Regions from separate parts of the Homo sapiens genome. Here regions 1, 2, 3 and 5 are each linked to region 4. The links are chromatin contacts, found by Hi-C or POLR2A ChIA-PET in ENCODE. All regions are on one chromosome and are shown on one strand. Each heading gives the region's core, a stretch centred on a gene start or an enhancer-like site at or near the end of the contact. The rest is flanking DNA. Distances are from core to core; before and after follow the strand shown.

What was found. Hi-C counts contacts between places; a loop is a spot of excess contacts on that map. ChIA-PET counts read pairs that join two places held with the same protein, here RNA polymerase II (POLR2A). Pooled maps may share reads with other maps.
Region 1: a pooled map shows a loop between it and region 4 (8-fold over the local background). The contact joins the promoter of UNKL-AS1 here to the promoter of CHTF18 in region 4. A Hi-C loop is called at or near these places in 6 of 50 pooled maps. POLR2A ChIA-PET finds 5 or more read pairs at or near these places in 2 of 52 experiments (WTC11 and naive thymus-derived CD8-positive, alpha-beta T cell).
Region 2: a pooled map shows a loop between it and region 4 (5-fold over the local background). The contact joins the promoter of BAIAP3 here to the promoter of CHTF18 in region 4. A Hi-C loop is called at or near these places in 1 of 37 single-sample maps with no recorded cell type and 4 of 50 pooled maps. POLR2A ChIA-PET finds 5 or more read pairs at or near these places in 1 of 52 experiments (PC-3).
Region 3: a loop to region 4 is called in a pooled map, with 5 times the contacts of the local background. The contact joins the promoter of TSR3 here to the promoter of CHTF18 in region 4. A Hi-C loop is called at or near these places in 1 of 37 single-sample maps with no recorded cell type and 4 of 50 pooled maps. POLR2A ChIA-PET finds 5 or more read pairs at or near these places in 2 of 52 experiments (PC-3 and activated T-cell).
Region 5: a loop to region 4 is called in a pooled map, with 8 times the contacts of the local background. The contact joins the promoter of JPT2 here to the promoter of CHTF18 in region 4. A Hi-C loop is called at or near these places in 4 of 50 pooled maps. POLR2A ChIA-PET finds 5 or more read pairs at or near these places in 2 of 52 experiments (PC-9 and WTC11).

The regions. Positions count from the first base shown.
Region 1 is chr16:1,404,647-1,410,032 of GRCh38, reverse strand. It overlaps UNKL-AS1 (UNKL antisense RNA 1), which reads right to left and starts at 1,639. Exons shown (of 2, transcript NR_188570.1): 1 at 1,141-1,639. The region is part of intron 2 of UNKL (unk like zinc finger); the gene reads left to right. RefSeq lists silencers at 1,216-1,365, 1,636-1,705, 1,756-1,805, 1,684-1,861.
Region 2 is chr16:1,328,798-1,335,085 of GRCh38, reverse strand. It overlaps BAIAP3 (BAI1 associated protein 3), which reads right to left and starts at 1,441. Exons shown (of 34, transcript NM_001199097.2): 1 at 1,337-1,441. It also overlaps the pseudogene RPS20P2. RefSeq lists silencers at 1,392-1,551, 2,287-2,487 and an enhancer at 3,264-3,313.
Region 3 is chr16:1,350,507-1,355,024 of GRCh38, reverse strand. TSR3 (TSR3 ribosome maturation factor) reads left to right here and starts at 3,147. Exons shown (of 6, transcript NM_001001410.3): 1 at 3,147-3,332; 2 at 3,427-3,646; 3 at 4,025-4,218. The coding sequence starts at 3,221. It overlaps GNPTG (N-acetylglucosamine-1-phosphate transferase subunit gamma), which reads right to left and starts at 3,094. Exons shown (of 11, transcript NM_032520.5): 1 at 3,008-3,094; 2 at 2,866-2,923; 3 at 2,719-2,786. The coding sequence starts at 3,059. RefSeq lists a silencer at 2,870-3,569.
Region 4 is chr16:787,370-790,725 of GRCh38, reverse strand. It overlaps CHTF18 (chromosome transmission fidelity factor 18), which reads right to left and starts at 2,106. Exons shown (of 22, transcript NM_022092.3): 1 at 1,951-2,106; 2 at 1,601-1,795; 3 at 1,366-1,516; 4 at 1,011-1,179; 5 at 457-549; 6 at 327-379; 7 at 60-201. The coding sequence starts at 2,041. RPUSD1 (RNA pseudouridine synthase domain containing 1) reads left to right here and starts at 2,345. Exons shown (of 6, transcript NM_058192.3): 1 at 2,345-2,470; 2 at 2,982-3,170; 3 at 3,249-3,356. The coding sequence starts at 2,989. RefSeq lists silencers at 1,813-1,872, 2,053-2,512, 2,533-2,622 and an enhancer at 3,072-3,356.
Region 5 is chr16:1,675,517-1,681,366 of GRCh38, reverse strand. JPT2 (Jupiter microtubule associated homolog 2) reads right to left here and starts at 3,088. Exons shown (of 5, transcript NM_144570.3): 1 at 3,011-3,088. The coding sequence starts at 3,054. It overlaps CRAMP1 (cramped chromatin regulator 1), which reads right to left. Exons shown (of 21, transcript NM_020825.4): 21 at 3,459-5,850. RefSeq lists silencers at 2,672-3,031, 3,062-3,461 and an enhancer at 2,596-3,231.

The sequences.
Region 1 (5,386 bases), core at 390-2,889, 620 kb before region 4:
ATCTGGGCTCCTGTATCCTCTGCCTCCTGGGTTCAAGCAATTATTGTACCTCAGCCTCCTGAGTAGCTGGGATTACAGGCGTGTGCCACCATGCCTGGCTAATTTTTGTGTTTTTAGTAGAGATGGGTTTCACCATGTTGGCCAGGCTGGTCTTGAACTCCTGACCTCAGGTGATCCGCTAGCCTTGGCCTCCAAAAGTGCTGGGATTACAGACATGAGCCACCGCGCCCGGCCTCATAAGTTTTTGTTGCGGAGTCTGGGTGTCTTGGTGTGGACTCAGCCTCACTGCTAGGCACAGGGTGGTATCCAGTTCTTACAGGGATGGACAGTGCTGTAGTAAGCGCCTGCCTCTAGGTGGTCACTTCAAGCTGTGCTCAAGTAGCAGTTCCATAACATCATTACAAAAATATTAGCCTGCTGTCTGAATGGCTTACAGTTTATAATTGAGGGTGGTAAGTGGGGCTAAGATGCCTGTTTGGTGTTTTGTTTTGGATACCTGGGTATATGCACACATAGTAAGGAAATTTCCTTATTTTATTTAAGATTTTGTTTGTAGCGTGTGAATGACTTGCTTCGACCGGCCCTTTAGGAAGTGTCTGACAGGCTGCCTCCCCTGAGATCTCTCCTCCATAATTATCCTTCATTCCACGGGAGTGGGACTTTCTCATCGCTGAACAAAGGGAATAGCCAGTTTGTCCTATTGAAGTACCCGTTCTGGTTCTCATTAAGGGTTGCCTCGGAATTTGTAAATAAAGGAACGTTCAGAATAAGGACAGGGCCTTCCTTTTCTTTAGTTCATTGGTTTTTAAAATTTCTATTTTGGCTGGGCGCGGTGGCTCACGCCTGTAATCCCAGCACTTTGGGAGGCCGAGGCGGGCAGATCACGAGGTCGGGAGATCGAGACCATCCTACATGGTGAAACCCCGTCTCTACTAAAAATACAGAAAAATTAGCTGGGCATGGTGGCGGGCACCTGTAGTCCCAGCTACTTGGGAGGCTGAGGCAGGAGAATGGCGTGAACGTGGGAGGCGGAGGTTGCAGTGAGCCGAGATCGCGCCACTGCACTCCAGCCTTGGCGACAGAGCAAGACTCAAAAAAAAAAAAAAAGAAATTTCTATTTTGGGTGTTGATACTACCAACCTGTTATTTTACACATGAATGTGTATCAGAGAGCAGAGACCCTTAGCCCGTATCAGGCGTTGCTCTTGGTTGTGGCTGGAGGTGCTGGGGCTGAGCTGTGGGGCAGAGCAGGACTGGGACCCCAGGAGGGCCCCCCGCTGCTGGCGTCTCCTTTCCACGGCAGGCTGGCACCTCGCTCCACCCCTGCCTGCTCAGTTGCTGCCTCTGTCAGCCCCCCCTGGGGGCAGCCCCACCGGTACCAGCTCCTGCGGACGCCTCTGCCGTCACCCCTCCCTCCGTGGAGGGTGACCTCCTACAGCCCCTGCTGTCATCTCTTCTCTCTTCCTCATCCTATGGCTCCCCAGGTCACTTCTCGGCGTCCTCTATCCTCTGTGGGCACCCCCTCCGGTGCCTGCCCCCGTGGGTGCCCCCACTGTGCACCCTTTCCTAGGTGGGTGGCTGCCCCTTGTTGCACCCCACGCCGTGCCGGTCCTGTGGGCATCAGCGTGATCTCGGCCCCGCCCCGCCCCGCTCGGGAAAGGCCTTTTGTTCCGCGCGACACGCCCCTCCGCTGCGCGCCCGCGATTGGCTGTCCCGGGTCACGTGTGAAGCCCCGCCCCCGTGGGAACCGTCCTGGTCGTTGGGGGGGGGGGCAGCTCCCATGTGGGCGTGGCCTTGAGGCCCCGGGGGTGTAGCTGAGGGGCAGGCGCTTGCTTTTCTCTTTAAACAGATTGCGGTAAAGAAATAGAAAAGGCGCCCCGCGGGACCCCGGGCCTCTCCAGGGTCCATCTTTTTTTTGTTTTTCTTTTGAGCCAGGGTCTGGCTCTGTCTCCCAGGCTGGAGTGCCGTGGCTCGATCTTGGCTCACTGCAACCTCTGCCTCCTGGACTCAGCTGATCCTCGTGCCTCAGCCTCCGGAGTACCCAAGCGATCCATATGCCTAGGCTTCCCAGAGTCCTGAGATTACAGGCCTGAGGCACCATGCCCAGCCTCTAGGCCCATTTTCATTGGGAAAAAAAAATACACGTGGCCTGCAGCTGTGTAGCCACAGAACGAGTGGCCATCTGCCAGCCCACCCCTGTCCAGAAGAGCGCTCCTGCACTGTGGCCCTGCAGCCACCCTGGGTCTCGTTCTCAGAAAAAACAGGCTTGCCCCATTCCTGTGGTGCCACTTTTCCAGATTGACACACAGACACAGGTTTGTCCTTTTTTTTTTTTTTTTGACAGGGCCTCACTCTGTCGCCCAGGCTGGAGTGCAGTGGTGTGATCTTGGCTCAGTGCAACCTCAACCTCCTGAGCTCAAGTGATCCTCCCACCTCAGCCTCCAAAGTAGCTGGGACCATAGGCGCACACCACCACGCCCAGCTGAATTTTTGTATTTTTTGTAGGGGTGGGGTCTTGCTGGTTTCGAACTCCTGGGCTCAAGTAATCCACCCACCTCTCCTCCCAAAGTGCTGGGATTACAGGAATGAGCCACTGCGCCCGGCCTCTGTCTTCTTTCCAGAGCTCTGTTTGGCGGTGTCACCTGACAGACCTGACACTTCCCGCTTGCCCTGTGCGCCTCCCCAGGCCTCTGTCGTCCGGCAGGTGCAGAACTCCTGTCTGGATGGGTCCGGGGTGTGCCTAGCTGGGTCTCCACTGTGCATTCTGTGAGTAACTGGTGGGAGGAGAAACTTTTCCAAGTATCCATTTCTAAGATTAACTGTTGCTGCTTGTATCTGGCGGGTCTGGAGTCTGATCTTTTTTTTTTCTTTCTTTCTTTTTTTTGAGATCGAGTCTCCCTCTGTCACCCAGGCTGGAGTGCAGTGACACGATCTCGGCTCACTGCAGCATCCACCTCCCGGGTTCAAGTGATTCTCCTGCCTCAACCTCCCGAGTAGCTGGGATTACAGGCGTGCGCCACCATGCCCAACTAATTTTTGTGTATGTGTGTATTTTTAGTAGAGATGGGGTTTCACCATGTTGGCCAGGCTGATCTCTTAACTCCTGACCTCAGGTGGTCCACCTGCCTCAGCCTCCCAAAGTTCTGGAATGACAGGCGTGAGCCACTGTGCCCGGCCAGGAGTCTGATCTTTCTATTAAAAGATCCTCTTGCAATATTTAATTTTAAAATGTTGAATGCCTTAGGACCTAAGGCGTAGGTGAAAGTTCCACTCACTTCAGGGTGTGTAGAATTTGCTGTTTAAACTGATCTCATGATGAGCTTGGGCTTTGGGAGCAAGAGGAAAGCCCACGGCCGGCCTGGGACGTGCGAGCAGTCTTTAAAACTCAGAGGCATCCGGGTGCAGTGGCTCATACCTGCAGTCCAAATACTTCAGGAGGCCTAGGCAAGTGGATCGCTTGAGCCCAGGAGTTTGGGACCAGCCTGGGAAACAGCAAGATTCTGTCTCTACAAAAAAATTAGGCCGGGCGCGGTGGCTCACGCCTGTAATCCCAGCACTTTGGGATGCCAAGGCAGGCGGATCACCTGATGTCAGGAGTTCAAGACCAGCCTGGTCAACATGGTGAAACCCTGTCTCTACTAAATATACAAAAATTAGCCAGGCATGGTGGCAGGTGCCTGTAATCCCAGTTACTCGGGAGGCTGAGGCAGGAGAATCGCTTAAACGCAGGAGGCAGAGGTTGCAGTGAGCTGAGATTGTGCCACTGCACTCCGGCCTGGGCAACAGTGAGACTCTGTCTCAAAAAAAAAAAAAATTAGCAATATAGCCCGGCATGGGAGTACGCCTGTTCCTCCCATCACCCCCAGCTGTTTCAGTGCTGTGCTCTGGGCCCCCCACCTATGCCTGCGTCCTTAAGCTGGAAGGGAGTCGTGTACACTGCCTGTCTCCTAAGCCCGGTGGTTCTCGCACGTTCCCTGGGAACCAGCCGGCAGTGCAGATCCACGGGCCTCGTCCACACCAGCTGGGGGGACCACATGGGCCACGGGCCTCCTAGGTGATTTTGATGCATGTGGCTCGCAGTCTCGAGAATGTGTTAAGGGGGTCTGGTGGACCCTCCTTGGGTTCAGGTGAGAGCTTCCTGAGGGAAGGGCAGCTTCTTGCACTCCAGGATCTGGCTGCCTCCTATCCTCTGGTCTCGGTGGGTCCAGGGCATTGGAGCGTGAGGCAGAGCGGTGCCCATGTGCTGGGTGTAATCACGTGGCTCTGCTCACTGATTGTCTCGGATGAGTTTGAGAACCGTGTTTGTCACCCGACCCCCGGGGGCTCGTGCGTCCCCTCCTTGGGCATCCGTGAGCAATGGCTCTGTGCTTTCTCTTAGGTATTCCCTCTCACCTCCTAGGTGTCCGTAAGAGTAAGGCATTTTCTTAAAACTTTTTCCAGTTTCTTTTTTTTTTTTGAGATGGAGTTTTGCCCTTGTCACCCAGCCTGGAGTACAGTGGCGCGATCTCGGTTCACTGCAACCCCCGCCTCCCGGGTTCAAGTAATTCCCTGCCTCAGCCTCCCGAGTAGCTGGGATTATAAGCGCCTGCTATCATGCCCGGCTAAATTTTGTATTTTTAGTAGACCAGCCAGGCTGGTCTTGAACTCTTGAGCTCGTGATCCACCCGCCTTGGCCTTCCAAAGTTCTGGGATCACAGGCGTGAGCCACTGTACCCAGCTGCCTGGCTGGCTGCCTGCCTTCCTTCCTTTCTCCCTCCCTCCCTCCCTGTCTTTCTTTCCTCTCCCTCCCTCCCTTCCTTCCTCGCCTCCTTTTTTTTTTTTTTTTTTTTTTTTTTTTTGAGACAGGGTCTTGCTCTGTTGCCCATGCTGAAGTGTGGTGGCACAATCACGACTCACTGCAGCCTTGGCCTTTTGGGCTTTAAGCGATCCTCCCTCCTCAGCCTCCCAAGTAGCTGGGACCACAGGTGTCCACCACCACGCCGGGCTAATTTTTAAATTTGTTGTAGAGATGGGGACTCACCATGTTGCCCAGGCTAGTCTTGAACCCCTAGCCTCAAGCAATCCTCCTGTCTCTGCCCCCCAAAGTGCTGGGATTACAGATGTCAGCCAGTGTGCCAGTCCTTCCTTCTAAGTCTGAAAAATACCCCACTGTGTGGCTGGAAGCCCGCGTTTACCCCATTGTGTGGATAGAAGCCCACGTTTACCCTGTCTTGTGGACGGAAGCCTGCGTGTACCCCGTCACGTGGATGGAAGCCCGCATTAACCATGTTGTGTGGATGGAAGCCCGCGCTTTCCTTATTGACTCCATTGGCGCCCACTTGGGTGGTTTCTGCCTCTTGGCTCTTGCGAATGACGCTGCTGTGAACATGGGTGTGCAGGTGTCTCC
Region 2 (6,288 bases), core at 192-2,691, 550 kb before region 4:
TCAGGGTTGGGGGCAGTGAGGCAGCTGAGTCTGGGGGCAGCGGAGCAGAGGCTGGGTCAGCCTTCCTCCCCAGTGCAGGCTGTCTAGGAACAAACGCCTTCAACGTGTTGGGGGCGCCCTTCTTACCACATTTGGGGCAGGGGGTTAGCTGATGGTGCCCTGGGTGTGTGCCTGGGGCGGGAGGTGGCAGGACATCTGCCCCACAGGCTGGCTCTCCACGCTGCCCTCTTGGTCTTCTCTCCAGCTTCCCTGCTCTTCCTCCCTCAGCCCCCCGACTCCCCTTCACCAGGCCCTGGGGGTTTCCCGCAGGAATCTCTCCCTGGTCTCACCGACTCCTCCAGATGGCCCCTGCGAAGCCGATGGCGGTGCCCAGGTGCAGGTCACCTGGCGGGCCCGCTGCAAACGCTGCTCCCCGGGGTCTCATTCCAGTCGAACCCCGGGAATCTGCATTCTAACAAGCGCTGCCGGTGGCCTTGGGCTCCCCGAAGCCTCAGACGGCTGCCAAGGTCCAGCCGCTGGCGCCCAGCAGGAGCGCAGGAGACCGGAGCCCGAGGCGCCTTCTTCCTCCCCTCGCCCGTGTCTGCGCAGCGCTCCCTCCTCCCTCTGCTCACCGACCCCCTCCCTGCCCCGCCTCGCGGCACCCCCTTTCCCGGGGCCCCGGGCGCCCGCAGGAGCCACACCCCCAGTTCTATGGGGGTCTCTCCCCTCGGAGGGGGCGGGCGGTCCGGGGTGAGTCTGGGGGCGGGTCTAGTGTGTCACTTTAAACTCCTCCCCCGGAGACCCCGGCCCAGGCAAGAGCCCACAGCCCTTTGCCGAGTGGGGCTGAAGGAGGGGCCGCTTTGCACTCGCAGGGATTTCGGGGGGACTAAAGGGCCTTACGAGGACCTGCGGGAGGAGGGAAGGGACGAGGACGCTGGGGGGTGCAGCCCGCCCGGGAGGGGTGCTGGGAGGCCCCGGGCCCGTCTGCTCCCCCGGGGAGGGAGGCGCGGGGGTCGAAGCCTCGCTTGGCGGCTCAAGTGCGGGGGAGGCCGTCGCCAGCGCCCGGATACCCTCCCCGTCCGCTCCGCAGTGCGGACCCCACCGCCGCACCCTCTCCTGCGCGTTCGGAGGGGAAATGCCCCCGAGACCCCGCCCCTCCAAGCATGCGCGGCCTCAGTTTCCCCAGGGCCGAGGGGACGTCGAGACCTTCCCACCGCCCCCCGCCTCGGAGGCCACCCCCGTGCCTCCTGGGGGACCCGGACCAAGGGGGCGGCGGCCGTCGGTCCGTCCGGGTTGGGGCGCGGGGCCGAGCCCAGACGGCGGCCCAACAGCACTGGCCGCAGCCCGCGGCACTTACCGTGGGCCGGCGCGGGGATGGGGGGGCTCCTGGGGCGCTGCGCTCGGCACCAGCTCGGGGACGCCGAGGCACAGCTACCGCTCCCAGCCGCGCGCGCCGACGACTGAGCAACTGCTGGGCGGACGCCGCTGCGGGGGCGGGGTCTGACTGGGGGCGGGGCCGGGCCTGACCGGGGCGGGGCCTGACCGCGCTCGCCCCGCCCCCCGCGTCCACGGCGCCTTAGGGGACCCGGCCGGGGTCTCCGTGCCTTGAGCCGGGCCGGAGCCCCCTCCCCCGGGATGCGGGGCTGTGAGTCAACCCACAGGTGGCTGCGGGACGGGGAGCGGGCTTGGCTGCCTCGGGACCCCGCCTGGCCGCGCGCGCCCTCCCCGTGGCGCGTGGGGTCTAGAAGGGGGTGGTCGGCGGGGTCTCCTCCGCGGACCCCAGGGAAGCCACGGTCACGAAGACCAGCAGCGGTGCAGACCTTTCTGGAAGGGCCTGACTCAGGGACACCTCGCGGGCCCCGCCGCTCTCTTCTCGGGGCGGGGATGCGTCCTGCAGGGATCCACTCGGGACGCCCCACGCCCACGCGGACGGTCTGTGGGGCGATCGTCCCTGGGGCTCTGGTGAGGGCCCAGTTGGCGCTTGTGGGGTCACAGCCGGCCAGAGCCCCCGGAGCCCCTGGGGTCTGCACTGGACCCCGCCAGCCCCTCCCGGGTGGCTCCCCGCTCTTCCTCCGCTGCGCTGTCCTGGAACCCCAGCGGGCCCGCGGTCTCCTGCAGGGTTTGTTAAGGCATTGATGGGTCCTGTCCCCAACCCGCTGGTCCCGAAGTCTGGGTGGGGGCGCGATCTGCGTTTTTTCCCTTTTTTTTTCAGACAGAGTCTCGAAAAAGCTCTCAAAAATAGCTCTCAACCAGGTTGGAGCGCAGTGGCACCATCTCCACTCGCTGCAACCTCGAACTCTCCGGCTCAAGTGGTCCTCCCGCTTCAGCCTCCCCAGTAGCTGGGACCACCCGCCGGCTAATGTTTTTTGGTTTCTTTTGTGGAGATGGGGGTCTCCCTATGTTGCCCAGGCTGGTCTCAAACTCCCAGGCTCAAGGGATCCCCCTTCCCCGGCCTCCTAAGGCGCTGAGATCACAGGTGTGGTCCCCACGCCAGCCAGCGCCTGCACTTCCCAGCTCCAGTCTGCTGCCGCCAGTCCAGGGACCACACTTTGAGAAGTCCGTGCTAAGCATGGTCCTGTCGGGGGCCTGAGGCTCTCAGACTTGCCGAGGGCGCAGCGGCCCCCCGGTCGCACCTGCCCTTGGTCGAATACAGCTGGACACTCGCAGCCCTTTGGGGACAAGGGGTGGGGGGTGGTCAGACTTTGGAGTTTTCACCCGAAGGGCACCTGGGCAGCCCAAGGCCAGACAGGCTTCCAGAACACAGCTCTTCAAAGGGAGGGGGCCCGTCTGCCAACAACTGTCTTGGCTTCTGGATCCCAACTCACTCAAATCCATGCCCGCCCCACACCTGTCTGTGCAGGATCGGGGGCAGGACCCCTGGGTGGGCTCTCCTTCGGGACGCTCGGCCCAGGCTCTGCCGGATCCTGACCCAGCACAGCCAGGCCGGTGGGGGAGGGCAGGGAGCTTGCAGGAAATGCAGGGACTGGCTGGGACAGGGACGCGGTGGGGGAAGCAGGGGAGGGGGCCTGGGCCCTCAGCCCCACTCTGTAGCAGTGTTCTCCTGAGGGGCTGGTGGGTCTGGAGACCGGGTCTGGGAGTGACGCCCCTGCCTCTGCGGTCTTGCACCAGGTTCTGCCCACCTGTTGGAACAAACACAGGCCGGTTGCCATGGTGATCACACTGGCTTTAAGTGAAGGGACAGGCTCTGCAGCTACGGTAAACAGGAAGTTGGGAGGGGCAGCCGCTGCTCCGGCCCCTACGAGAGCACCAACCCTGAAACCAACACTGCAGTCCGTTGGGTGCGGGAGCACCCTTGGAGACCTCTCCCCACTCTTTTCTAGGTAGGGAGACTGGAGTCCGGAGACGGGAAAGGGCTTTTCCAGGGCCACATAGTGATAGGTTGAGTCCCAAACCAGCCCTGGGCCTCCGTTTCCCCAGGAGAGGACGGTCACTAGGACTGTCCCCTCCACAAACATTTGGTGAGGAGTCGAGGAATGAACGATCCGAGCGACACCCCACTCAGTGACCAAGGCCTTCATTCTCCAACTTGTTCTGAGGCTGAAGACAGGCTGACCTGGATCAAAGTCCCAGCACCCTGCTCACCCCTGCCCCAGGGCGACCCTCCACTGCCCGGGCCTCAGTTTCCCTCTTCTGTAAAATGGGGACAACAGCAGCACCCACCTTGGGTGCAGCTGGGGGACCTCAGTGAGCCAGTCTCAACTCACAGCAGGTCAGCCTCAGTCCCAGTTGGTGGGGATGGGAACTGCAGCCACCCAGCCAGAACTCCGGCCCCTCCAGTGACCCAATTTACCTTTCCATAGCTTGGGGCTGGAAGCCCATCCTCGCGTGAGTCCCCTCCCACTAAGAGAGAGGGCAGGAGAGTGGGCCGCCCACCCTCCCCACCCTGAGCCCCAGGCCTCACTCTGAAGGGGCTACCCTGGCGTCTCTGCCTTCGGACCGGAGTGCAGACAGCTGCCGTGCTCCGGGGACAGTGAGGGGATGGCGCAGGTGCAGGAACACCTCCCACCGATGTGTCGGGACACGAGACCCCCTGCCCAGACGGGGTCAGAGCTTGAGGAGGCTGCTGGGGCACCAGGGCTGCTTGTGCAAAGCTGAGAAAAGCCATTTTTCAAGCCTGGCTCTTTTCACATTCTCAGGACTTTGTGCTGGAAAGGGTCTGGCAGGCAGGGAGAGTAGCTTTTCCTCCTTAGGGCCGGGCCGGTGGCGGGGGGCGGAGATGGGGGGGCAGGTAAAAACACCAGGCTCTGGATACGCAGGCGCCAAAGCCGCTGAAGCACACAGGTGAGGCCATGGCAGAGTTAGACAGCCCCTCCTGTTCCACGCTCATGAGCACAGCGCAGGGCCCAGTGCTACCACCCTCTGGTGGCAGCCCTAGAAATTGCAGGCACAGCCTCCCAGAATCTGCCCCCAACTTCCCTCTGAGGACCCAAGCAAGGAAGGGCAGGGTCCTTGGAGAGCTCGTGGGGTCAGAGCCCAGGGACTCTGGCCAGGGACCCTGCCTGCCCCGGAGCTGGAGGACCCTGAAGACTGCCAGAACCTGTTCCTTGCCCCATCAAGAGAGGGGCTCTGGGTGGGAGGGCCTCAGCCCAAGTCTGGCCTCATGCCTGAGATGCTGGTCTCCAGATCCCACACCAGAAGCTCCGGGAGTCCTGCTGCCACGCGTGCACAGGTGGGGCCGGCTGGAGGTGACCACCCAGTGTCACGCTGGAGTTCTCTCAGGCCTCCGTGCTAGTAGCAGCATCTGTGAGGGGTCCAGGGCAGGGCAGGGACAAAGAAGTGGGCCCAAGACAGGGTCCTACCAAGCCCCCAAACAAAGGCCATTGGTGTGCCAGAGCCCTGCAGGCAGGACAGCCCCTGCTGCGGTGAGGCTTGGATGGCAGGGAGGATGGCACCCTGTCCCCTGGCCCCGCCTCCCACCAGCCTGAGGGTGGGGGTGTCAGAGGCCCCTTCCCAGCGAGATGGGCTTCTGTGCTCACTGTGGTTAGGGGCCCAGCAGGGAGAGGCCAGGCCCTCAGTGTGCATCCTTCTGTGCAGAGCTGGGGTTGGGAGGCGACTCCTCCCAGCTCTGGGGGCTTCAGAGTCCCTCCTTTTCTTTTTTTTTTTTGAGATGGAGTCTTGCCCTGTTGCCCAGGCTGGAGAGCAGTGGTGTGATTTCGGCTGTAACCTCTGCCTCCTGGGTTCAAGTGATTCTCCTGCCTCAGCCTCCCGAGTAGCTGGGACTACAGGCGCCCGCCACCATGCCCAGCTGATTTTTGTATTTTTTTGTTTTTTTTTTTCAACTGGTAATCAATTTATTAAAATAGTTGACTTAAGCATCTGCAATGGTGACTTCCACTTCAACTCCTGGCTCAATACTGATGGAAGTAATCTGCTTAACAATCTCAGAAGGACTGTGCAAGTCAATGAGTTGCTTATGGATGCTCATCTGGAGTTTTTTTTTTTATAAGTTTTTTTTTGAGATGGAGTCTTGCTCCGTCGCCCAGACTGGACTGCAGTGGCGCGGTATTGGCTCACTGCAAGCTCTGCCTCCCAGGTTCACGCCATTCTCCTGCTTCAGCCTCCCAAGTAGCTGGGACTACAGGCACCTGCCACCATGCCCAGCTAATTTGTTTGTATTTTTAGTCGAGATGGGGTTTCACTGTTAGCCAGGATGGTCTCAATCTCCTGACCTCGTGATCTGCCCGCCTCGGCCTCCCAAAGTGCTGGGATTACCGGCGTGAGCTGTAACCTGGCCTCATCTGGAGTTTTTCTTGTAGTGATTCTCAAAGTGTTGGTAGGATTCAAACCGGTCCTTTCACTTTGAGATTCTTTTCCTTTGTGCCTCTGATCAAGTCAGCACACACCTTTTCAAGTGATTTTATGCTGTAGCTCGTTAGAGTGATTCAGATTTGGTGAATTTTGGTGAATTTGGTGAATTTGGCGAATTTGGTGAATTTTGGTGAATTTGGTGAATTTTGGTGAATTGCCATCTCCGGCTCCTTGGGTGTTTTTCTGGTATCCTTAAAAGCCAAAAGAATTTTTTAGGCCGGGCGTGGTGGCTCACACCTGTAATCCCAGCACTTTAGGAGGCCGAGGTGGGCGAATCACGAGGTCAGGAGTTCGAGACCAGCCTGGCCAACATAGTGAAACCTCGTCTCCACTAAAAATACAAAAATTAGCCAGGTGTGGTGGCGTGTGCCTGTAGTCCCAGGCACTCGGGAGGCTGAGGCAGAAGAATCGCTTGAACCCGGGAGGTGGAGGCCGCAGCGAGCCGAGATCGCCCCACCACACACCAGCCCGGGCGACAGT
Region 3 (4,518 bases), core at 1,898-4,397, 560 kb before region 4:
GACGATCCACGCCCCACCCCGCAGATGCGGGGGAGTATCCAGGCCCCACCCCACAGACGCGGGGGACTTTCCACGCCCGGCCCCACCCCACAGACGTGGGAGACAATCCACGCCCGGCCCTACAGACGCGGGGGAGTATCCACGCCCAGCCCTACAGACGCGGGGGACTATCCACGCCTGACCCCACAGGCGCAGGAAAAAATGGTCTGGAGAAAAACACCATCAACAAAACAAAAAGATCAGGAAACTGGGAAACAAATGTGCCACTTACATCCAAAGGTGGGAAGAGAACTGTTCCAAATTAAAACACTAAAGACACATAATGAACCAAATGCACATGTGAACCTGACTGGCCCTGATGTGGGGATGGGGGTGGGAAAACTAGAAGAGGTATTCTTTTCTAAATTTTTATGGGTTTTTTTTTTTTTTTTTTTTTTTTGAGACGAAGTCTTGCTCTGTCACCCAGGCTGGAGTGCAGGGGCATGATCTCAGCTCACCGCAGCCTCCGCCTCCTGGATTCAAGCAATTCTCCAGCCTCGGCCTCCCAAGCAGCTGGGATTACAGGAGGATACCACTATGCCCGGCTAACTTTTGTTTTTGTGGTTTTTTTTAGTAGAGACGGGGTTTCACCATGTTGGCCAGGCTGGTCTCGAACTCCTGACCTCAAGCGATCGTCACACCTCAGGCTCCCGAGCAACATGCACGCACCACCACGACCAGCATATTCTGTTTTCTTTCCAGGACTCTCACCTCCAAAAAGACGTGGTCCCATTAGCCAAGGCTGCCTCTCTCCTACTGGAAGGGGTTCGGTCGGGAACTGCGCTGTTACACAGTGGCCTGCCTCCTCCCCAGCTTCTTGGGATAGGTGGTGGCCCGACTCCAGCACTTCAGGCCCTGGGAAGCCACCATCCCATGGCTTCTGAGCCGCAGGGAAGTGAGCCTAACCCCAGGTGCGCCATCACGCCCAGCCACACAACAAAAAACTTAAAAAGATGTGTTTGGAGTCAAAGTCCACCAAACCTACCAACACGGTGCGGCACCATCTGATCCCCTTTATCTCTGATCTGTGGCTACCCCAGCTGAATCCCCTCTGGCCCTGGCTGTCCTGCTCAAGGCCTTTGGCCACTCCCTTTCCTGGATCCCTTTCCCCAAATAGCCACAGCTTTACTCCCTTTTCTCCTTTAGCTTTTGGCTGAAATGTCACTTCTTAGACTTTTCCTCAGCACCCTATTTAAAGCAATCCCCACCAAGACAGGAGGATTGCTTGACGCTGGGAGTTTGGGGCCAGCCTGGGCAACATAGTGAGACTTCCATCTCTACAAGAACACTTAACATTTGCCGGGCATGGTGGCGTGCACCTGTAGTCCCAGCTACTCAGGAAGCTGAGGTTGGTGGATTGCTTCAGCCCAGGAGTTCAAGGATGCAGTGAGCTATGATTGCACTACTGCACTCCAGCCCGAGTGAGAGAGCAAGACCCCGTCTCTAAAAAATAAAAAAAGCGATCCCCCAAACAATACTCTAACACACATACACACACTCCCTCCTCTGCTTCACACATCTACATGGCATTTTTCATCATTGGCCATTCTATGTATTTTATCTAATTCTACAGGCTCAGTGCCTGTTCCTCCATCCCTCCCCATTAGACTGTCAGCTCCATGAGGACAAGCATTGGTATATCTGTGTTCGTTTCTGCAACCCCAGCACAGACCCTAACACATAAAGGTATTCGATAATAAAATTACTAAAGCTGGGCGCGGTGGCTCACGCCTATAATCCCAGCACTTTTGGAGGCCGAGATGGGCGGATCACTTGAGGTCAGGAGTTCGAGACCCGCCTGGTCAATACGGTGAAATAAACCCTATCTCTACTAAAAATACAAAAATTTGCTGGGCGTGATGGTGATGCATGCCTGTGATCCCAGCTACTCGGGAGGCTGAGGCATGAGGATCGCTTGAACCTGGGAGGCGGAGGTTGCAGTGAGCCGAGATCGTGCCACTGCACTCCAGCCTGGGCGACAGAGCGAGACTCTTGTCTCAAAAAAAAAAAAAAAAAAATTCTTGGATTTTTGTCTATTATATTTAATACTCATTCAGCGTTTAAATGATATATATACTCATGACCCACCAATTCCACTTCTGGAATCCTGCACTGGGAAACCGCTCACCTGAGGGCAAACCAAAGCACCTACACAGCATGTTCTCCACAGAACTATTTCTAATGGCCAAAAAAATGGCAAGAACCTAAATACAATCGGGGAGTGCAGTGCCATCCTATCGCGTGCTGAGCACCAAGAGAAAGAACGAAGACCTATATCATCACCATGAAGCGTCCCGAGAGATACAGCGAGTGACAACGACAAATCAGCCAAATACTCGCGCAGCATGATTTTTTAAAAAAGCGATTAGATTACAAAAACTATACGTTTTCCAGTTGCATAGACACGCACGTAAAAGCACAGAAACGCGTCTGCAAAGTCACCAGACTATTAACAGCAGTTACCTCTCGGAAAGGAAAGGAAGGACTAAGTCTGGAGATAATTTAATTCGCTACAAGAACGTTCTGGTATATTCTCTCGTACTTCCACATTAATTTTAGAAGGCTGACAAACCAATGCTTTAGACTCCGGGCCGTAACTCTCAGGGTCACTCATCCATCCTCCACTGTTGCTGCTCCCCGCGGCCACCCCCGCGCCGGCCAACAGCGCTCCTCACTCACCAGACACGGGTGAAGGATCCCTCTTGGCCTGGAGGCGACTGGCCTGAGGCAAGAACGGGTTGTTCACCCTACGGGAAGCGGCAAGGTCAGCGGGGAACGGGCCCGGGCCGTCCCCCGCTCGAGCCGCCAGCCCGCGAGGCTGCTCACCCAAACGCGTTGGGCTCCTCCACCACCTTCATCTTCGCTGCACCTGCCGGCGCGGGCCCTACGGGGAGCGAGACCGTGAGCGGGGAGGCCGGGGTGCAGAGCGCGCGCGGGGCCTGGGGACGCGGACGGCCGGGCCACTCACCGCCGGCCGAGAGCCCGAGGAGCAACAGGAGCCGCGCCAGCCCCGCCGCCATCGCGCCGCAGCGGCCGCCGCGCGGTCACGTGAAGTGACGGTCACGTGACCACGGGGACCGGAAGTGGCGTCCGGCGCAAGCGCTGGCAGCCGCACAGCCCATTGGGAGGCCGAGGGGCGCGGCCGTGGGGTGGGGAGTCCCCGGCACCCCAGGTCCGCGCCATGGGCCGCAGGAGGGCAGCGCGCGGGCCGGGGGCGGAAGGCGGCCGCCCTCGGCACCTCCCGACGCGCTCCCTGGAGGCCTTCGCCGAGGAGGTCGGCGCCGCGCTGCAGGGTGAGCGAGGCGTGATGGGGAGAGCGGGTCAGGGTTTGAGGGCCTGCCCGGGGGTCCCACGCTGAGGCCGAGTGCCCTTCTCTCTCTCGTGCAGCTTCCGTGGAGCCAGGGGCGGCTGACGGCGAGGGCGGCCCGGGCCCGGCGGCGCTGCCCTGCACGCTGGCCATGTGGGAGTTGGGCCACTGCGACCCCCGGCGCTGCACGGGCCGCAAGCTGGCCCGCCTGGGGCTGGTGCGCTGCCTGCGCCTGGGCCACAGATTCGGCGGTCTGGTGCTGAGCCCCGTGGGCAAGCAGTACGCGTCCCCCGCAGACAGGTAGGCGCGGGAGGCCTGCCCGAGGTCGTCTTCATTTCCAGCGCGTGGTTCCCTTCAGGGATGGTTTAGTGGCACTTGTATGTCGCACCCACATCCACACCCACGTGGGCAGGGAACGTCTGTCTAGTTTGCCTCCGTTGCGTAGCGCAGAGCCTGGGATAAAGGAGGTTTTGGGGTAATAAACGTTTGTTGAGTGAATAAACACATGCTCCAGGTGCCCCAAGCAGCTGCCTCAAAAGCTTGCTCGTGAAGTCCGTTTGAGGGTGTTTGGGGATGGCGGAATGATGTCCCTGAATCCCTTAGCTAGGCCATTCTCCGGGGCATGCTCCACCTTGGGTAGTGCTGGCTCCTGAACTTATCCCATGCTGTCCCTGGCAGACAGCTGGTGGCGCAGTCTGGGGTCGCCGTCATCGACTGCTCCTGGGCCAGGCTGGACGAGACACCGTTTGGGAAGATGCGAGGGAGCCACTTGCGCCTGTTGCCCTACCTGGTGGCCGCCAACCCCGTGAACTATGGCCGGCCCTACAGACTTTCCTGCGTGGAAGCGTTTGCTGCCACCTTCTGCATCGTAGGTGAGTCCAGGGGCCCCACAGCAGTGTGACCCGGCGGCCTGCTGTTCCTGCTATGCTCCCAGCATCATGTTTCCTGCCGACAGACCCCAGGAGGAGCATAAGGGACGGACAGGGGAACAGTTCAGACAGACCACGGTTCCAGCCCCAACTGTCACTTCAGGTTTTCGGCCTGTGGAGTTGCAGTAGAGGCAGAATGGGATCGCTGTTCTATCAGGGCCGGTGTGTGGGGTGCCATTCATTATCAGGGCACCACTGCCCAGAGAATCCTCCTTATCCTCCACGTCCTCCTTACTGAATTGC
Region 4 (3,356 bases), core at 857-3,356:
GTTCTTCCATCTTGGGAACAGAGGAAGCCAGCCACACTTGAGTGAGAACAAGACCTCACGTCATCACTGAGCAGCTCCGTGTAGTGGCGGGGTGCAAACTCATCCACCCAGAGGCAGTGACTGGAGGCGTCTTGACCGTCAGTCGGCTCCTCCTCAGGGGCCCCCAAGGGCTGGGCTGCCTCCTCCTCCCCCGACCTGAGACTGGAGAGGACCACGTCCTGAGCCACAAACAACTCGCAGGGACCATGCCAACCCACACGCTAGGAGCTAGGAGTTGGTGCAAGAGCCAACAAGGGTCCCCAGGGCGGAAGGGCCAACCAAGTCACCTGTGCAGGGTGTCTGAAAGCTTCTGGGCCTCCTGAAGCAGCCGCTCCCGCCGCTGTGCAAACAACAGGCTGGAATCAGGAGGGCTCAGGCGGCCCCGCCACCGCCCCCCAGCAAACCCGCAGCCCCTACCTCGCCGTCGACCTGCTTCTTCAGGGAGGCTAAGGACACACCCAGCAGGTCCAGCTGGCCACCGCCTCGCCATGGGACGTGGAGGAGAGAGCCCTGTGGGGAAGGGAGGACAATTGCCTCTGGGCCCCTCCTAGGTCACAGGATTCACGTCAGCCCCCATCAGTGCTCAGGGACCCGGGTGGGACAACCCCAGTAAGCTGGCCAGTGAGGGGTGGGAGACTGGACAGGGGTGCCAAAGGAATGAAGCCATCCAGATGGGTCAGCTGCAAAGGGAAATTGGGGGCAGCTTTAGGAGAAAGGAGGAAAGGGCAAAAGCAGGAGGGGAAGCAAGGAGGCCCTCTCCACCCGAGGCCATACAAACAGGCTGGACAGCAACCTGCTGTGGGGAGGCTGTGTCCTCTAAGTCTACGCCCCATGACGCAGCCTCCCCCTCTGCACCCCTGGGGCTCTGCACAGGACCCGCTTTAAGCAAATGGCAGGGGTGAGGGGCTCCAAGGACCCTTTCCTGAGCAGCACTGGCCCACCCACCGTGCAGGAAGGCCACAGCCACGCACCTGCACCCCCGGGGCCATGGGGTCAGCACGCAGCACCAGATAAGCCCGGACGCCCTCCGTGGATGTCACGTGGACGTAGTCCTCCAAGATGGGGGGCCGCCTCAGGACGGGATTGCGGGCAGCTGGTGAGGCCCGTGTGAGACCCACGTCGGCAGCAGCTTCTGAGACTCTGGAGAGAGACCGGGGCTCAGTGGCAGAAACTCAAGCGTGGGGTCACCCTTGGATATGGGTGTCCGAGACTGCTCTCAGCCATGGAACCCTCCCCACCCCCCAGGCCTCATCCAGGGCACGGGATGGGCTCCATCTGAGTCCCACTGGACAGATGGGATGGGACGCCCATGTCCAAGCCACACACCCGTGGCCCCAAAGCTCTGCGAGGTCCTCAGGGCTCGGCGGCGGGGTGATGTCCGTCGGCGAGGAGTCGGGAGGGGGCGGCTCCTCCATCTCCTCCGATCTGAAGTTCAGCCTCTTGACCACCTGCAGCCTAGGCCGTTTGATCCTGGGGGCTGGGGGAGACACATGCAGGGAACCAGAGGCCTCCTCAGCCTCGCGCCCACTCCGGAGGCCCTGGGGCAATGCCGCCAACCTACCGTGGGGCAGGGACCCGGCCGGCTGCAGGTCGGCGTCCACCTGCCTCTTCCTGGCGCCGCCCTGGCTGCTGCCCACAGATGCGGCTGGGGCGGGACTGGAGGCCGCGTCCCCTCTGGCAAGGGCCTCCTCGAACGTCCGCGGGGGTCGGCCCGCGGTGAACAGGGGGACCCCGGAGGGCGACGGAGTCGACGCCCCTGCTGGGAGAGGAGATTGTCAGCGGCCGCCCCGAGACAGCAGATCCCGCCAGCGGCGACGTGGAGGCCCCTTCGGCCCCCGGCACGCCCTCCCCGAGGTCGCCACTGTCCCGGCTTTCGCAGCTCCTCCCCAACGGCCGGGGGCCGCGCCCCACCTTCCAGCTCTGCCAGCACCTCCAGCTCGGCCGCGAACTGGTTGTGGAAATCATCCTCGACGCCGCACAGCTCCTGCTCGTAGTCCTCCATACCGTCCGCGAGCCCGAGCTCCCGCTCCGAACCTCCCGCGCCGCCGCCGCCGTCGCGCACTGCCCGCCCCGAGCGTGCCGGGCGCCGCCAATCAGCAGCCGGCGTGCCCGGCGGCGCGCGCCATTGGTTGGCGTGGCGGAGGCGGGGCTGCGCGAGGGGTGGGCGGGGCGAGTTCCTGCTCCGCAGCCCCCGCGTCCTGTCCTGGGGAGCTCGCCATTGGCCGCCGCAGCCGCCCTTCCGCGGCGGGGGCGGGCCGGGGGCGGGCCGGGGGGGGGGGCGGGGCTGCGCGCGCAGCGGTGCAGGGCGGAAGCGCTGCCAGGCGTCCGGAGCGGAGCTTCCAGGGTCTCTGGGTCGCCAGCGCGCGGGCGCGCGGCTGGAGCCGGCGCCGGGCACGGCATCGGGGGCCTGGACTGCACGGCCCGGCAGCAGGTTGGTCTTGGCGTGGGCGTGGGCGCGGGAGGGGCTCGGAGCCAGGGTCGGCCTGCCCACCGGGCCTGTGCGGGGCGCGGGTCTGCGCGGACTGCGGGGAGCGAGGAGGCCCCAGCCCTAACCCGCGCTGCGGGCAGACCTGGCTGCCGGGCCTGGTAGTGCTGCAGCCCCTCCCCGCCCCCACCGTCGGGCAGAGGCATTCACGTGCATCCCCTGGAGGGGAGGGTCTGTGGGGAGGATCTGTGGGGCAGGTTTGGAACGGGCTCTTTCTCCAGGCTTAGGTCAGGCAGGGCCCTTCAGGTCAGCCCGGAGCAGGCTGACTCCTTGACTCCCCAGCTGACGCCCTGGGGACTGATCTCGGGGACTGAGGATGCAGGTGCACAGTAGGGCTGCGGACCCGGCTCGGTGGCTTCGCACCGGAGCCCGGGTGGGGCGGTGCGGGTACCTCTGTATGCTGGGCTGGGGGCGCACCACGTGCTCACAGCACACGCACCCACGCGTGGCTCGGCAGGCCGGCCATGGAGCCAGGCAGCGTGGAGAACCTGTCCATCGTGTACCGGAGCCGCGACTTCCTGGTGGTCAACAAGCACTGGGACGTTCGCATTGACAGCAAGGCGTGGCGGGAGACTCTGACCCTGCAGAAGCAGCTGCGGTACCGCTTTCCCGAGCTGGCCGACCCTGACACCTGCTACGGGTTCAGGTAGGGGGGGCGGCCGGAGCCCCACGGTGGCGTCTGTGGAGGAAAGTGGCTCAGACTCTGGACTCTGTCCCACTCCAGGTTCTGCCACCAGCTGGATTTCTCCACCAGCGGGGCGCTGTGCGTGGCCCTAAACAAGGCAGCCGCCGGCAGCGCGTACAGGTGCTTCAAGGAGCGGCGCGTGACCAA
Region 5 (5,850 bases), core at 1,839-4,338, 890 kb before region 4:
AATTATGGCGCACACAGGCCCAGCCCCAGGCAAGGGGCAGCGGCTATCTCGGTCACAAAGGCAACAGGTCCCACTGCAGGTTTCACACAGACCGCAGGGCTGGGCTGCCTCAAAGGGGTCTCGGATGAATGGAACTGAGCGTTCAATAGACCTTTCAACAAAAACAGCCCGACAACAATGGCGCAGTGTGGCTTTCTCTAGGCTACAGGCACTTACCACTATGACACTAATAGGGGGAGGGGGAACGCTAGAGCTCACACATTTGGGGACAAATTCACAATGTGAGTGGGGGGTGCTTCCCAATTATTTTTTGCCTTTTGTGGTACCCCTTCCATATATTTCAGTGAAGATATTCAAAACACACAAGAGAAACTCAAGCGCACAGGAGAAGAAAAACCTCACACAGCTGGAGTGGACTGCAGCACTGGAGAGGTAGGGAAAAGCTGTGTGACCCTCCTCGGGGGTCTCCATGCTCCTGACCCTCTCTAATAGTTTGTCCCCGAGTTTCAGAAAGGATGAGGGGACTGGTCAGGCTTAGAGAGAAGCAGTGAGAAATAAACTTGGATTAAATTCCTTACAAATAGAAATGTTCCAGCTTGAAGGAAGACCTCAGGTTAATCGCGGCTAAAGCATAACGCTTTTACGAAACCCCTTTAACACAAGACAATCCCTCAGCAAGGAAAGGAGAGATGTGAGGTCTCAGGAGAGGAAAACCTGGCTAGGTAATCTTACAGCCACCACCTGACTCGCTTCACAGCAAAACTAAATGTGACGCTTACAAGGCGCCCGCCCTGCGACTCGACCCCGTTCAGATGAGTGGCAAATGTGCAGCGTCTGGTGGACCCCAAGCAGAAGCTTCCAGTGATACCTCATCATCCAGTTCAGACCGGCTTTCCTTCCTCACCATCCTAAAAGGAAGAGTTTTCTCCCTTTCTCAACACCTTGTCCAGAAACCAGTCCCCCAGGGTAGTGTGAGTATGACTTTAGTGCGGCCCTGTGCAGCTAACTTCTGGAGCGTGAAAGTCAATATAAAAACATCGGCGTCGCTCAGGGTGATAATAAACACCATCATTTACCGGGCAGCCAGTGCCAGGCAGCACAAACAAAAAGGAAACGTACTAAATGCACACAACTGGGACAGGGCTGGGGATGCAGTCCCTCCCCCCACTGATGTGGGTGGTGCAAAACTCTGGCCACCAGGAACCAGAAACCGGATTCGCTCTGAGCACTAGTTTAAACTCCTGGTCCCACATCGGTGCAGACCTAGGCATAATAATCACTGTTCCATGGATGAAGGGCTGTTTCTTTGAGACGGAGTCTTGCTCTGTCATCCAGGCTGGAGTGCAGTGGTGTGATCTCGGCTCACTGCAAGCTCCGCCTCCCGGGTTCACACCATTCTCCTGCCTCAGCCTCTCAAGGAACTGGGACTACAGGCACCCGCCACCCCACACCCGGCTAATTTTTTCGTATTTTTAGTAGAGACGGGGTTTCACCGTGTTGGCCAGGATGGTCTCGATCTCCTGATCTCGTGGTCCACCTGCCTCGGCCTCCCCAAGTGCCGGGATTACAGCCGTTGAGTCACTGCACCCTGCCACGGGTAATTATTTGGTTACAAGTATTACTGAATACTGACCTAACTCCCTCAAATCTAAAGGGTTTTTTTTTTTTTTGAGACGGAGTCTTGCTCTGTCGTACAGGCTGGAGTGCAGTGGCATTATCTTGGCTCGCTGCCACCTCTGCCTCTGGGTTCAAGTGATTCTCCTGTCTCAGCCTCTCCAAGTAGCTGGGACTACAGGCACACACCACCACGCCTGGCTAATTTTTGCATTTTTAGTAGAGACGGGGGTTTCACCATGTTGGCCAGGCTGGTCTCGAACTCTTGACCTCACGTGACTCGCCCACCTCAGCCTCCCAAAGTGCCGTGATTACAGGTGTGAGCCACCACGCCCGGCCAATCTAAAGGGTTTTTATTTTTAGCAAGTTGGAGCAATTCTTTTACTTAGTATTTATTCAATATAGTATTTGTCTTCACTTGATCATAGCCAAAAGGCTGAGAAGCAATATAGTATTGGTCTTAACAGTCATGGCACACATATTCTCTTCTACTTCTCTGGCGAGGCTGTGCCACAGAGGGGCTCATCATACAGAAAACCTCAGGCATCTGAAGACCCAAACTTCACAATGCAAGTTTACTGCTCAAGTGGCACGAAAGACCTTGTAAGCTCTGTCCCTCTAATTCATGCGAGTCCCAATACCCAAAGAGTGCTTTAAAAGTTCAAAAACATAAGAAAAGTGTGCTCAGTGTTCCTGGCTATTAAAGCTGAGTCAGGATATCTTCGTCCCAATCCACTTCTTCCTACAGCGAAGCCCAGGAGCGCCATCCACCTTCCCAGGAGATAGAACTGACTCTTCCCCAGACGCCCTGGCACTTTCCAAAGGAAGTGGACTCACATGAACTAGTGGAAGCGCGGCCATGGGCAGGGCACAGGCCACACACACACCAGGGACACGGGCACACGGCCACACGCACAGGAGCGGGGGCATGGCCAGACACCCCCCACGAACACATCGCCGCACACCCCTTAGGGACACCCCCCCGGGAACATGGACACGCATCCCACAGACAAAATGGGCCGCACCCACGGGCACACCCCGCCCCCAGGAAACCCCCCACGGAACGCACCACACGGAACGCGGGCGCCCAGGCGCGAGGGAGCGCAGCCCGCCCTCCACACAGCTTTGTTCCCAGAGCCCGGGCGCCCCTCCCCGCCCTCGGCCTCGGTCGCGGGCAGCTCTCCACAGCCCGGGCCTCAGCGAGCGGCCCCTCGGGCTTCGGGCCTCGGTCTGGCGGCGGCGCAGAAAGGCGGGCGGCGGCCCCGAGGGCCTCTGTGAGGTCGCCCTGCCCCCCAACCCCACCCCAACCCCACACGGCTGGTGGACGCCCTGGGCTGGCCCGCTCCCGCCACGTGGTCGCGCTATCCGCCCGCCTCCCGTGTGCCCCGCGCCGCACCTGGAGCCGGCGCGGCCGCCCTCGCTATCCGGGACCTGGAACATGTCGACCGCCGCCACCCTCAGCTCGCCGCGCGCCGTTCCCGCCCGCCCAGCGCAGGTACTCAAGGCCGCCCGCCAGCGCCCATTGGGCGCCAAGACGCCAATCATCCCTCCGCAGCCTATCTCAGCGCGGCCACCGCCCCTCACGCCCACCCCCGACGACTTAGGCTTTGAACGGTCGGCGCCGCGCCCGCAGCCGATTGGGGAAGGCGACGCCGCTCGCGGAGGTGGGAGCTCGCATTGGGCGGCGGGCCGGGCGGGCCCTGGGACGGCCGCGCCCTCGGGAGGAAGCCCGGTCTGCGGGAGCCCGCGAGCCGACCGCGGGGCCGCACCTGGGCCGCACCTGCCCGACCAGGGACTGCGGGCATGGGCGCGCGGCCCTGAAGAACAGGCACAAACGACAGTCCTTAGATCAACATTAGTATGTATTTATGCACAATAAAAACATTTACAAGTTGAACTGGAAATTTAAACAGAAGTTTAACAGCTCTTATTATATTAAATAACCAAAACACCTTTTATTCCCAAAATTGGTAAAGAATAAATAATATAATTTACAATATGGTACAAAAAATAACCAGGAAAGGCAGGCATTCTGCTTTATACATACACTGTATATGCATATTTATAATCTATAAAACAAATTCATATCTGAAACGAGCGGAGGCCTCGCTATGGCTTAACCGAGTAAGAGAGAGAAGGGGAGCGGGGCGCGGGAGGCAGGGCCAGGGGCTGGGCTCCCCACACCTCACCCACCCCAAGGACACGCAGCCACTGTGACATCAGGAGAGCGCTGACAGCCGCGAAGGGTGTGCTGTGGGTTTTTTTCCTTCGTTGTAAATTACTCTTTCCTTGCTTTCTTTTTTTAACTTGAGACCCAGTTTCGCTCTTCTTGCCCAGGCTGGAGTGCACTGGCGCGATCTCGACTCACTGCAACCTCCGCCGCTGAGGTTCAAGTGATTCTCCTACCTCAAGTCTCCTCAGTAGCTGGGATTATGGGCATGCGCCACCACGCCCGGCTAATTCTGTACTTTTAGTAGAGACAGGGTCTCTCCATGTTAGTCAGGGTGGTCTCATACTCCCCACCTCAGGTGATCCGCCCGCCTCGGCCTCCCAAAGTGCTGGGATTACAGGCGTGAGCCACTGCGCCCGGCCTCCTTCCTTGTTTTCTTAAGACAAAGTGCTGTATTTCCTGACAAATGCATCGGCTAGAGCTCAAGGTTTAAAGAGAAAACACAACTGTCTTCCTCCTCCCTCATTCCCGGTGTCTTATGCCCCACAACTTTCTTTGCAGAAGAAATTTTGAATTCAATGCTGTGATCTAATTAAAGATGCTATTAAACTAAAAAGGTTATCCACCAGAAATGAGGCCACGGCCTCTCATGCCCAGAACCTGGAGGTGCGGCAAAGCAAGGAGGCCAACCGCGGAAACGCCGCCAACACCCCACTCCCTGAGCTGGCACCCTACAGCTACAAGACACAGAAGGACAAAACAGCCAGGAAGCCACGAACTAGGCATCCCCCGAGGCACGCAATGCCCGCTTATCACTGCACATCCACAACAGAATTGAGGCCAGAGGACTAACTTCCCTGGACCACAGATGCTCTGTCCCAATCTCCAGAAAAGACGAATCAACAGAAAGATCCCAGGCAACGTCAGAGGGATTCAGGAAAGCTTTTTCTAAGAAACTGATCTCATCTTAATTACAGCATGCTCAAATGCACAAAGGAAGCCACAGGCTCATACTTAGACGATCACCGCTTCTGTTGGAAAGGCAGAAGATGCAGGAAGTCTCTGTTTGGATCTTTTGAAAATTCCAGCCTTTAACAGTTGCCTATGTTTGCACATAAATATTCATTTAGGCCAGAAGAAAATGTATCCATTGTTTTTCTGCAACAAATGACACCATTTTCCCTTAATGTGGCAAGCAAATGCGTATCACCTGTCTAGTTACTAGAGAAGCAGAATCCTCTAGAACTCTTGTCAGCTTTATTACAGGAGAGGAGTCAGCCCGTCCTCCTCCCTAACCCATCTCCCCACTGGATGGCAATGGCTGCAGTTGGCTGCTCCCAGGAGTCTACGCTGGAGAACCAAGTGGTAGGTGCTGTCTAAAGAGCCTACGAAAGCAGACTCTGACCTCCAAAACTTCACCCCACTGAGTTGTCAGGGGCTAACAGGTACCCTGACAGGCAGTTCACAAACCCTCCTGTCCCTGGCACAGTGCACACAGCTCAGTGCTGTTGGGACTTGGCATCTCTGGTCTAGCCTGTGGGAGTATGAGAAAGCTAGCAGTGGCCTGAACTCGGCCTGGTATCCTAACCCTCTAGAGACGCAGCAAAGCCAGATGCCCAGAGGGAGATCTCCTTGTCTTCTCTGGCTCAATGAGATGCTAATTTTGGAAGCTGGTATACGTAGCACAAAACACAAGCTAGTGTAAAGATGCTGTAGTTCAAACACTGCTGTCTCTCTCCTAATCAAGTGGCATGTTTCTTTTTTCACCCCTAAGAGGTTTGGGACTGTTTGCTTAAGATCTCATGTCAATGTCTGAAGGAGGGAAGCCAGCTCAGGCAAGAGCTCTAAGAAAAACTCGTGAGACAAAAGAAGGAAGCTCTTGCCTGGAAGTTCACTGTCCTCTCCACGTCCTCCCAGTGGTGCAGTACACGGCCTGCCTGTGGTCTACAGTGGCTGTGGTGGGCTGGCAAGACTGCAGGACGGAGGGCGTCCACATGCTTGTCCACACCAAAGGCCTTTCCCTCCTCTTTTCACCTTCTCCATTGTGGATGGGGAGAGAAGCAGTG